2 separate regions of the Homo sapiens genome follow, and region 1 is linked to region 2. Evidence: chromatin contacts called from ENCODE Hi-C data. All regions are on one chromosome and are shown on one strand. Each heading gives the region's core, a stretch centred on a gene start or an enhancer-like site at or near the end of the contact. The rest is flanking DNA. Distances are from core to core; before and after follow the strand shown.

What was found. Hi-C counts contacts between places; a loop is a spot of excess contacts on that map. Pooled maps may share reads with other maps.
Region 1: a loop to region 2 is called in a pooled map, with 8 times the contacts of the local background. The contact joins the promoter of ANKRD44-AS1 here to the promoter of NABP1 in region 2. A Hi-C loop is called at or near these places in 3 of 50 pooled maps.

Annotation. Positions count from the first base shown.
Region 1 is chr2:197,195,065-197,200,734 of GRCh38, forward strand. It overlaps ANKRD44-AS1 (ANKRD44 antisense RNA 1), which reads left to right and starts at 2,927. Exons shown (of 2, transcript NR_135584.1): 1 at 2,927-3,025; 2 at 3,854-4,209. All of the region lies in intron 1 of ANKRD44 (ankyrin repeat domain 44), which reads right to left. RefSeq lists an enhancer at 3,973-4,042.
Region 2 is chr2:191,674,410-191,679,713 of GRCh38, forward strand. It overlaps NABP1 (nucleic acid binding protein 1), which reads left to right and starts at 3,727. Exons shown (of 6, transcript NM_001031716.5): 1 at 3,727-4,296; 2 at 4,581-4,719. The coding sequence starts at 4,206. RefSeq lists silencers at 1,334-1,628, 3,419-3,768, 4,369-4,428 and enhancers at 1,576-1,685, 3,279-3,358, 3,568-4,070, 4,898-5,304.

The DNA of each region.
Region 1 (5,670 bases), core at 1,677-4,176, 5.5 Mb after region 2:
TCTTGGGCTCAAGCGATGCTCCCACCTCAGCCTCCCAAGTAATTCAGACTATGGGCACAGGCCACTGTTAAACCTGGTGAATTTTTAATATTTTTTTGTGGAGACAGGGTCTCGCTATGTTGCCCAGGCTGCTCTTGAACCCCTGGCCTCAAGCAATTCTTCTGCCTCAGCCTCCCAAAGAGCTGGGATTACAGTCATGAGCACTGTACCCAGCCTTTACCTAATCTTATGGACAAACAGGAATGGGGGTCATGAGCAGGAGAAAGGAATAGAGTTTTCCCAAGAATTTAATCTGGCCAAAGTGTACACTGAGTACTGGAGAAGGAGAGATTGGAGTTAGAGGCCCAGTTAGAAGGCTGTTGCTACAATCCAAGCCATCACAGGAAAGAACTTTCCCATCTTTTTTTTAATCACAGTCTCCCCAGGTGCTACTTACAGGGATACGGTGAAAACAACAGATATAGTTTTTGGTTCTTTAATGTCTGCTCTATTCCTGGATGCAATTTTGGCCCAGCATCTTGGCCACTTTCCTTCACTCTTTATATATAGCCCAAATCCCTTGCCTCCGAAACACTAATGTTTCCAGGTGAAACTGAGGTTACTTCCTTTAGTTCTGGAACATTTCCATTTTTTCCCCCACAGAACCTCTGCGGATGTAAGCTCTGTTTTGTCAGACTTGTCACTTGATCGCTGAATTTAAATCATAACATTTCAAAAATAGGCCACATCCATAAAGAGAAAGGCAAATCAAAACAAGGCAGACAGCCTTTGCCAAGTGCCATATTTCTATCAGGATCTGCTGCCAACTACCCACAGATTTTTTCACTCTGTCTAGTTTCAAATGGCTTGAGATCAAACCTAAACTTTAGCTAAGATAATTAAATTGTGTTGGGGAGTTAACTTTTAAAGAAAGCTAATTTGGGCAAAAAGGACAATGGATCCAGGAGGTTAGTTCATACAGAACATTTAAATCCATGTAATTTTAGTGAAACAAAAAGAACAACTATATATACTTCTGCAACAGTTTCCTGTTTTGAAAAATTGGTATAGAGGTTTTATTTCTCATCTTGGCTTGGGTTACATTCTTTGTATAACTGTATCTTACTGCATATTGAATTCATGTAGTTGCAAACATGAGAGGTGGATTTAATAATGTTAATCAATATAAACCACTTTAGTGATCTTTGTGGGGAAAAAAGAAAAATGGCCAGAAGATGATTTTCAGGGTTGTAGGTATATTCAGTATAATTTATTTGTCTGTTCAAATAGAGACAGCAGTTCAGTTTTAGGGTGCACTGGAAAACATGACTTTTTATTACTACCTGGTATGTGCATCACTTATAAAAAAGACAACAATAAAAAAGTATTCCTTATAAAAAATAGCAGAAAATGATCCATAACTACAGAAGTATCTTCTTGTGGTCATGAGTAATTTTAATTTTTGAGAATCTCACAAATTGGAAGCTAAATAAAGCAATTCAAGTGTCCTTTAAAAACAACAACAAAATCAGCATGTAGAAATGAAAGGTACTCTCAGAAAGGTGGCAATCTCCTGCTACATTTGAGGAGGCTGGAACTACTGTATACAAGATATATGGATTAACTCAGTCACATTAAATCATTCATGATTTAGGCAACTCCAGATTGGGTTTGTCTAAAATCTGTTAGCACCTGGGTTCTTTCCAAACACCAGCAAGCAATTTTTACACAATCAGGTCTTTCCAAAGCCCATGACAATTTTCCTTTAAACCCTCTCCTTCCCTTCTACTGTTCTTTTCTTTGAATTCCACGTGCATTCTTGGAAAGACAGCAAGCAGTTAAACTCTCACCACCTCTCCACAGGTGAGGGACTAGGGACATGTGTAAAACGGAGTCACCTTCCTGTTCTGGCCATTGTCAATTTTTTTTTTCCTAAGGCATCTTGTTATAGCAACCATTCTAAAATTGTTATAGCAACCATTCTAAAATTTAAGGCAGTGGGTTGATCAGGACCTGAATTAGTTTCTGCCTGAGATGACTGGAAGGTCCCCTACTCCCTCCCCAGCCAGAAAAAGTCACATGGAATGAAAATCTATTAGAGAATCCCCTCAGTGTAGTCTTTCAGGAAGCATCTTCTCATTTCCCCATCCAAAATCATGGTAAGGACATCCAGTGACAGATGTCAAAGGGAAAGGATAAGGCAGCAGGAAGAGAGAGGAGCCTAAGAGACTGGAAAACATTCGATAATATAAAATGGGAAAATGGGAAATTCTGCAAAAAAAAAGAAGTCATATCATATTTCCTTTCACAGACACCAACCCAGTGCGTAGCTCCTTTATTTCTTTACACACTACCCCCTCCAACAGGGGATAAAAGATATGTTTTCTAAAACTTAATTTGGTACATTTCAGATAACCACATTCAATTCAACAAAGATGTATTAAGCATAAGACATTTACTGAGCATAAGAAATTCAGACACTGGAGGCCGGGCGCAGTAGCTCATGCTTGTAATCCCAACACTTTGGGAGACCAAGGCAGGCGGATCACTTGAATCCAGGAGTTCCAGACCAGCCTAGACACATGGTGAAACCACATCTCCACTAAAAATGCAAAAATTAGCTGGGCACGGTGGCGCACACCTGTAGTCCCAGCGACTCGGGAGGCTGAGGTGGGAGAACCAACTGAGCCCAGGAAATTGAGGCTGCAGTGAGCCATGCTCACACCATTGCACTCCAGCCTGGGTGACAGAGTGAAATCCTGTCTCAAAAAAAAAAAAAAAAAAAAAGAAAGAAAGAAACACAGAAAAAGAAAAAGAAAGAAAGAAATTCAGACACTGGAATGTCAGAGTCAGTCTCTCCCTTGATGAGGTTACCAAGGTGTAACAGGAAGTATACAAATACGCACAGCTAGAATGTAAGGCACAGGCCGCAGGAGAAGTGCATGGAGAAGGGAGAGAAATTGTACCTGGCCTCCTGAAAGACGCAGCCTCTGAAATGAATATTGAAGACTGGGGAGGATTTAAACAGGTAGAGACGGATGGAATGGTAAGGGACTTTCCCTTCTTCATATTCAGAAGGCTGTGAGCAGAAGCTAGGGAGCCTGAACATACACAGGGAACAGTTTCATTTGGCTGGAGGAGGGGAGAAGTGAGGTAAGCTGAGTAGTAGACAGGGATCCTATCATGGAAGGTCTTGAATACCAAGCTAAGAAATTTGAGCTCTCTTCTGTGGAACTGGGGGAGCAGTGGGTGGTTTTTGAGCAGGGGAGTGACCTAAGATTTGTGCTTTAGAACAATCACTCTAAAAATGGATTGTATGATGACCTGGAGGAAAAGGCTGGAGTGTCATAACAAGTTAGGAAACTGCAATAATAGTCTGCACAAAGGGCTCTGGGGATGGAGTACCGCTCAGTTGTCAGAGGAAGCATTCTTCTGGTGGTAATATGTGAATCTAAAAGGTAAATTTGACCGGGCATGGTGGCTCACGTCTGTAATCCCAGCACTTTGGGAGGCCGAGGCAGGTGGATCACCTGAGGCCAGGAGTTTGAGACCAGCCTGGCCAACATGGTGAAACCCCGTCTCTACTAAAAATACAAAAAATTAGCCAGGCATGGTGGCGTGCCCCTGTAATCCCAGCTACTCGGGAGGCTGAAGCAGGTGAATCGCTTGAGCCCGGGAGGTGGAGGTTGCAGTGAGCTGAAATCGTGCTACTGCACTCCAGCCTGGGCGACAGCAAGACTCCATCTCGAAAAATAAAAAATAAAATAAAATAAAATAAAATGTAAATCTAGCTCCACCTTTAATGTAGCAAGGGCTAGCCTCCTCAGGAGTGGCTGCCTACATTCAAAACGATTCTCACCAACTTCTTCCACAGGACACAGGGCTCGGGAGCAGCGCCAGCCCGACATCGGCGGAGGAGCACCGGAAGTTCTGCAGCACTGGCTTTCTTTGCTCTTCCACCTATGCAAGCTCCTTCTCTCTTGTGGCTTGCCGAGCCTGGTTAGCTCTGAGACCGGAAGTTCTGAAGTCAGCTGGCATCCTACATCTGTGCAACCTACTTCTCTCCCCATCCCACCACAGAAACCAGAGCCTCGAGGCTTTTGGCTTGGGTGCTGCCTTCACAGTTTAGGTTTTGGTAAGAAGAAAGCTTATCTTCATGTCATGAGAAAGAAAAAAAAATGTATCTTTACGTAACGAGCTGAAAGAACAAAACAAGTATACCTAAGCCAAGTACATGCTATCTTTATTTCTTTATTTCCACACTGAAATTTAGTCAGGGATAAAACTTACTTTTTTAATCACACGAAGTTTGAAAAATAGGAAGTACTATGGGAAACACCTAATGCATCAAAACCCCTGTGCATTTTATCTTTGTCTTATGTTTGCTGGATTTTAATCTTAGTAGGTTTCCTGTTGCAACAATACAAAAACAGATAAAGAAAAAACTTAATAACCTTTCCTACCACAAATGTGAACAGCCCGTGTTCTTGTTGGTAGGTACAGATACAGATATATGAGATTATCGTTATTTATTATCAGAAAATGGGATTTTACTATTTCCCACACACACACTTTTTTTGAGATGGGGGTCTTGCTATATTGTCCAGGGTGGTCTCAAATTCTTGGGTTCAAGCGATCCTCCCACCCAAGTATCTGTAATCCAAGTAGTCTGGATTACAGATGCATACCACCATGCCTGGCTTATTTCCCTCTCTTACAATTTGCAAAAATAATGATGTACTGAGGACATCCCCCAGGTCGATAGCTACAGGATTAAATCATTTCTCTTAATAACTATATATAATACTATTCCATTGTATGGATATGCCATAACATATTCAATTATTCCCCTTCGAATGGGCATTTGGGTTGTTTCTAGTTTGTACCACAACAAACAAGCCTCTATCAGTGCTTATCCACATTGCACAGAGAAGTGCTACCAGAGCCAAAAGCATTTTCTGAGTACCTACAATATGCTATTTTTATGAAATATACAAAAGAAATGTGTGACATAGTCCTTTCCTAAAAGACTGCCAAATATAGTTGGGGAAATAAGCCTAACCCACACAAAACACTTAAACTGTGTAAGACAGTACTGAACCATGTTCTACAGACCTCATGCAAATGGATGCCAAGTTGTCCTTCTGCACAATGACAGATTGGAGAGGTAATCTGGAGGTGCCTTTAGCCATAATATTCTAGGAGCCTTCTTGATTCAGAAAAGGGGAAGCATGAAAGGCTAAGAAGCCAGAGTGGTGTCTCTGGAGGAGGCAGGACTTGAACAAGGCCTGAACATGGTTTAGATGGAGGAAGGAAAAAAATGTATTTTGGAATGACAAATGAGGCAGGGCACAGCACTGACTTTAGACATGTATATGCTCAGGAGAATGTCCTGAGTTACAGCATTTCTAAACACCCTCTTCTCATACTCCTCCCACCACCACCACTCGCCAGACTCTGCTTAAAGATATAAAAAATTCCCAAGCTTGGCTGCTGCAGAACATCACACTAACACTAATTTAAAATGCACTACTTCCAGACAGCACGAGCTTGAAATTACCTCCAAATCTCTTCCTTCCCTGTCCTTCTCATGCCCTATGCTACCCCCTGCCAAAACACATACAACGCTTGCTGTGCCCTTCAAACAACAGTAGTCATTTAAGCTGCTCCTGCCCATCTGGAAAATAATAT
Region 2 (5,304 bases), core at 2,477-4,976:
CCTCACAAGTAGATTTCACTATCCCCACGCAATCAGATTTGGGGGATCAGATAACATATTAACTGCACTTATCACTGTGAATTACAAAGCCTTCGAAAAATGCAATTACCCATTTAGATAAACAAAGACATGCACTTTTTGGGGCAAATAACCTTTTTTTGTAGAAAAAGTTATTACATGTAACAGGCAGTTATTTTGAAATGCAAGCTTCATAACTTACTATAAAATGAGATCAATCACTTCACATAAGTAACACATCAAAAAGTGTAAATCAGACCATGTCTGGTGGCTCATGCCTGTAATCCCAGCACTTTGGGTGACTGAGACGGGAGGATCGCATGAGCTCAGGAGTTTGAGACCAGCCTGAGCAACACAGTGTGATTCCATCTCTACACAAAATAAAACAATTAGCTAAGGCGTGGTGGTGCACACCTGTAGTCCCAGCTACTTGGGAGGCTGAACCTGGAGGATCACTTTAGCAGAGGAGTTCCAGATTACAGTGAGCTATGGTGCAGCCACTGCATCCAGCCCGGGTGGGTGACAGAGTGAGACCTTGTCTCCAATACAAAAACAAAACCCAAAATAGTGTAAAGTGCTTATAAGTGTAAAATGCCTGGCCCATAGCAAGTGCTCAGTGTATTTGCATTTATCACTATAGGGATGATTTGTGTGGCTGTTGCTGCAATCATTACTAAACATTACTTCTGAGTCTTTTGGTTAAATTGTTTTAGGGAAATTAAGAAAATACTATTTGTTTGAGTTTTTTTTTTTTGTTTTTTTAGTTGCCAATTATGTTACAAAGTGGATTATACCTGTAAGGTGAGTGAGCACACTGTGGTTCTTGTTAATTTTTTAAATTGTTAAGTTTCACTATACAAGATATTTAAAATCAAACAGTACTTGGTACAAACAACTGTTTCATTGATGTTGTAATAGTTTTAAATAGATGGATAGTGAAAACAAAGTGAAAATAATTTTGGTAATTCCAGAAACCAAAACCTGGGAGTGAGCATGGGTACTGAGTGCTGGGTAAAATTTACAACAAAACCTTTATCAATGAGGACCCAGATAACAGAACCTTCTATGTCCAGGATTCTAATGGATGCCCTTCTGTATTACAGTGGATCTCACTAAGCATCTTTACACTAAAACATGGTGTTGAGGTTCTGGATGTAAAGTGGAAGAGTCCATCATCTCAGAGTAAGCTTATGTTTAGGCTGTGAAAAATGAAGGCTTGAAGAACAACAGCCTTAGAGAAAAGAAGACCATGAAGTAATCTTGTGTATGTATTAAAGAATCAGCAATATAATCATTATGACCTAAATGAGTAGACTGAGTGGCAGATCTATTTCACTGAATGGTAATATAAGAAAAGATATCTGCCTAGCAATAATTGTCTCCTTGACATCTCCTTTTTCTTTTTATTAACCACATCTTTGGGAGTGATTTAGAGGTAGCTGAAACCAACTAGCCTGGGCTGAACAGTTTCTGTATTGCCCAGACCATCTTGTTTCTCAAGGCTGCCTTTCGTTTTGGTTAATGAGAAAGCATATGGTTGCCATTTCCTTTCTGAGAACTGCTGAGTTAGTAGGGAAGGAAGTAGATGTTCAGCTGAGTTCTGTCCTGTGGGGGAAGGGAAGGGCTGAGCCACAGCTTGGAGTACCAGCTTCTGCTTTTGTGGGGCTTGATTTTCTGTGTCTGATTTCTTTTTATAAAATGTTCATATAATTAGCCTGAACAGCCCAACCTAATCCCTTTTCTGGGGGCAAATGATTGAGAGTTGAGTGGCAAACTTTCTTTGCCCAAACTCTTGGCCGTAACTCTTAACATTCTTAATTGGTTTCCTGTCTATTCTTAATCTTTTGAAGATCTTGTCAAACCTTAAAAAAAAAAAAAAAGAGCTCTGCCTTAAATATTGCTTCTGTGAGAATATTTTGCCTGTTTAAGAAAATACAGCTTTGAGTACAATCCAATTGAAGTGTCAAGTCCTGCCAGATAACCATGGTAGAATTAGAGCTTCTGAGCTGGATTGGGATTGAGGTTGGACGCTGGCTCTGCCATTAACTGGCATGTTTCATCATTTGTTTTATTTGATGTTGAAATTATGCTTATAATTTTATTTTACACCACTTTCCAGTATGACATCAGTGTCTTTGGCACCTTGGGCTTTATTAGTTCATGAAATGGAAGCTTCTGTTTCCTTAAAAATGCCTTGACTCTCTTGCTAATGTTGTGATAATGTTTCCAACTCTTTCTAGGGCTATAATATCTATGCTGCTTGTTTGCAAATACTTGGGAAGTGGTGGTTGATCTAAAGATACTCAGAAAGAATGGGGAGAAAATTAAGGCTTCTGACACTTTTCCCAACATTTCTGTTATCATCACCAAGAATTAACTAGATGATTCTTTAATGCCCCACTACTTTATTCTGCTATTTTATTTCTTCAGTCTGTTTTTGACTCTTATAATGACACCACTGGAAGTTAAGTCTAAACATTACCTTTAGGCTGGAGAGCTCTGGGGTCAAGATTGACTAGATTTAAAACCCAGCTCAGCCATTCTCTAGCTATCTGGTCTCTGGTGAGTTCCATCGCCTGTAAAACGGGGATTAAAAAGGGGAAAATACTGAGTATGTACTATTTGCTAGGCACTAGTTGGACAATTTATGATCCATTTAATCAATCTTCTGCTAGGCAGGGATCCCCATTTTATTATGGTTAAAAAGCTGTAATAAAAGCCAATTGACCTAAAGCTCTCACAAGTAAATAGCTGGAGCCCAGGTTTGTCTCTAAAGCACATGCTCTTTTCACTACGCGACATAAAAAAAACTTTATTAATCTTTTTTTCCAGATTATGTTTCAAGGGTTCCCACTGCTGTTGAATAATTAATTCCTTTTAGATGTACAAAAGCAAGTGCAAAGTAAAAGAAGAAAAGCTAAATGGGGAAGGTGTGTAATATGAGAGGCAGGGGGTAAGGAAAAATGAGAAGTCTGCAAAGGAATTTACGTCCTATCTGCTTAGCATTACACAGTGGAAGCCCACGTCAGACATTTGTGTTGCAGTCCTGCCTGCTCAGGGGTTGCTGGGTGACCTTCTGCAAATTACCTCATCTTTCTGGGTTTCAATTTAAGTATGCCTGAAATGAGGCGGTTGAATTGATCTCCAAATTCCCTTCTGGTGCTAAACTTCCAGCCTTGTAGCCACTGACGCCTTCACCATCCCAGCCTGTTTTCCCTTGGTACCGGACCAGCTGCCCTTGCCCGAACCCTGTTCTTCCTCGACTGCGAACTTTCTAACGTACTCACAGGTTCTAAACTCTACCGTTCCTCGTGACCGAGGGACTAAAGGGCCCGGGCAGGGGCTCAACTCTGAGAGAAAAAAAGGCAAGAAAACTCCAAAGTTGGACAGCAAGCGTCAAAAGACTGCACAGCAGGAAGGCGAAACCGAACAGAACTGCTGCTGCGCGGCGACAGCTGAAGTGGGTGGAGAACGGGAGGGCGGGGGAGGCGGGGCCGAGAGCGATTGGAAGGACGAGGGGGCGGAGCCCGCGCTGACAGCCCCCGGGGAGGAGCGAGGGAAGCTCTGCGGGCTGCGGCGGCCGGGTCCCGCCCCTTTGCTTCCCCTCCCCAGCACCAGGCGGGCGTGGCAGCAGGCGTGCCGACGCAGCGTGACTTCACAAGGGGAGGGGCGGGCCGAGGGTCCTGCCGGCGCGCGGGCGTGTTCATCAGTCGCTGTTTGGGACGCTGGGTGTGCGGTGTTCTGTCTCCGCTCCCGTTTCGCTGTCACAGCCCGTTCCTTCCCGGAGCCCGGGACAGGCTGGGCGCGCGCCCGTGTGAGTGAGCGGGACTCAGGGCAGAAGTGTCCCCTCACTGCGTTTTTTTTTCCTTTTATCCAAAGAACGGGGCAGTTAGTACGCTTGCCTTCCTGTCGCCCGGTTGGGAGCGGGGTTGGTGTGCGGAGTGGTTCGCCTTTTTTTCTTTAGAACTTGTGAGCCTTTTTTTTTTTTTTTTTTTTTTTTCTTTTTTTAGGCTCAGTGCTGTCCGGGCTGGTTTGCCCGGTCCCTGACTAACGGCTTTCTGCCCCTTCTCTCGCCACCCCTGCCCAAGGTCGCCCCTCTGCCTTCGCCCCTGTCCCGGGAGGGTGGGAAGCTTTGACCCCGCCCTGCCCACTCGCGTCTCCGCAGCCGTAGCCGCGCCTGTCCCAATATGAATAGGGTCAACGACCCACTTATTTTTATAAGAGATATTAAGCCCGGACTGAAAAACTTAAATGTCGTCTTTATTGTCCTGGAGATAGGTAAGTGGGGTTTGCAGCCTACTCCACCGCCCGCTGTGCCTCCCGGGGCGGGAGACAGGGGCGCCGGCCGCTGCGCGCCCGGGGCTCCCCTCCTCCTCCCTCCCCTCCCCCACCCACGTGGCTCTAGTGGCCTCCGCCCGAGATCGGATCCTACCTGAGGCGGGAGCCCTGGGCTTGGTCACTTCCCACCTTCCAGATGTATTAAAATACCGGAGGAGGAGTTAGCCTTTCTGGATGTCCTCATTATCTAACAACCCCTCCCTTTGATTTTTAAATCCTCACAGGACGCGTGACCAAAACCAAAGACGGCCATGAAGTGAGATCGTGCAAAGTAGCAGATAAAACGGGCAGCATCACTATTTCCGTGTGGGATGAGATCGGAGGTCTTATACAGCCAGGGGATATTATTCGGTTGACCAGAGGGTAGGTGTGCAAAAAAGTCGGGGGACCTAACAGTCTGCAGAATCGGGATTGGCCGGCTCCTGGGATCTTGGCAAGCCCTGAAGTCCCCCGCCTTTTCTGTGGGCCACTCTTGAGGAGTTTTGAACTCCTTTGGTGTTAACTTTGGGTGGTGGGCAGCGCTGGGATGTAACAGACCTTTGCAGTGAAAGGCAGTCGGTTTCAGCTGGGAAATCCGCGCCTCTACCCCGGTTTACAGGTTAAGTAGATTTTTAATTATTATTATTTTTTGGGACCGAGTCTCGCTCTGTCGCCAAGCTGGAGTGCAGTGGCGTGATCTCTCCTCACTGCAGCCTCCGCCTCGCGGGTTCAAGAGATTCTCGTGCCTCAGCCTCCCAAGTAGCTGGGACTACAGGCGTGTGCCACCACGCCCAGCTAAGTTTTGTATTTTTAGCAGAGACGGGGTTTCAGAGTGTTGCCCAGGCTGGTCTCCAACTCCTGACCTCAAGTGATCCGCGCGCCCCAACCTCCCAAAGTGCTGGGATTACAGGCGTGAGCCACCACGCCCGGCATAGATTTTTAGTTCTATTCTGAGTCAGTGAGTCTTTT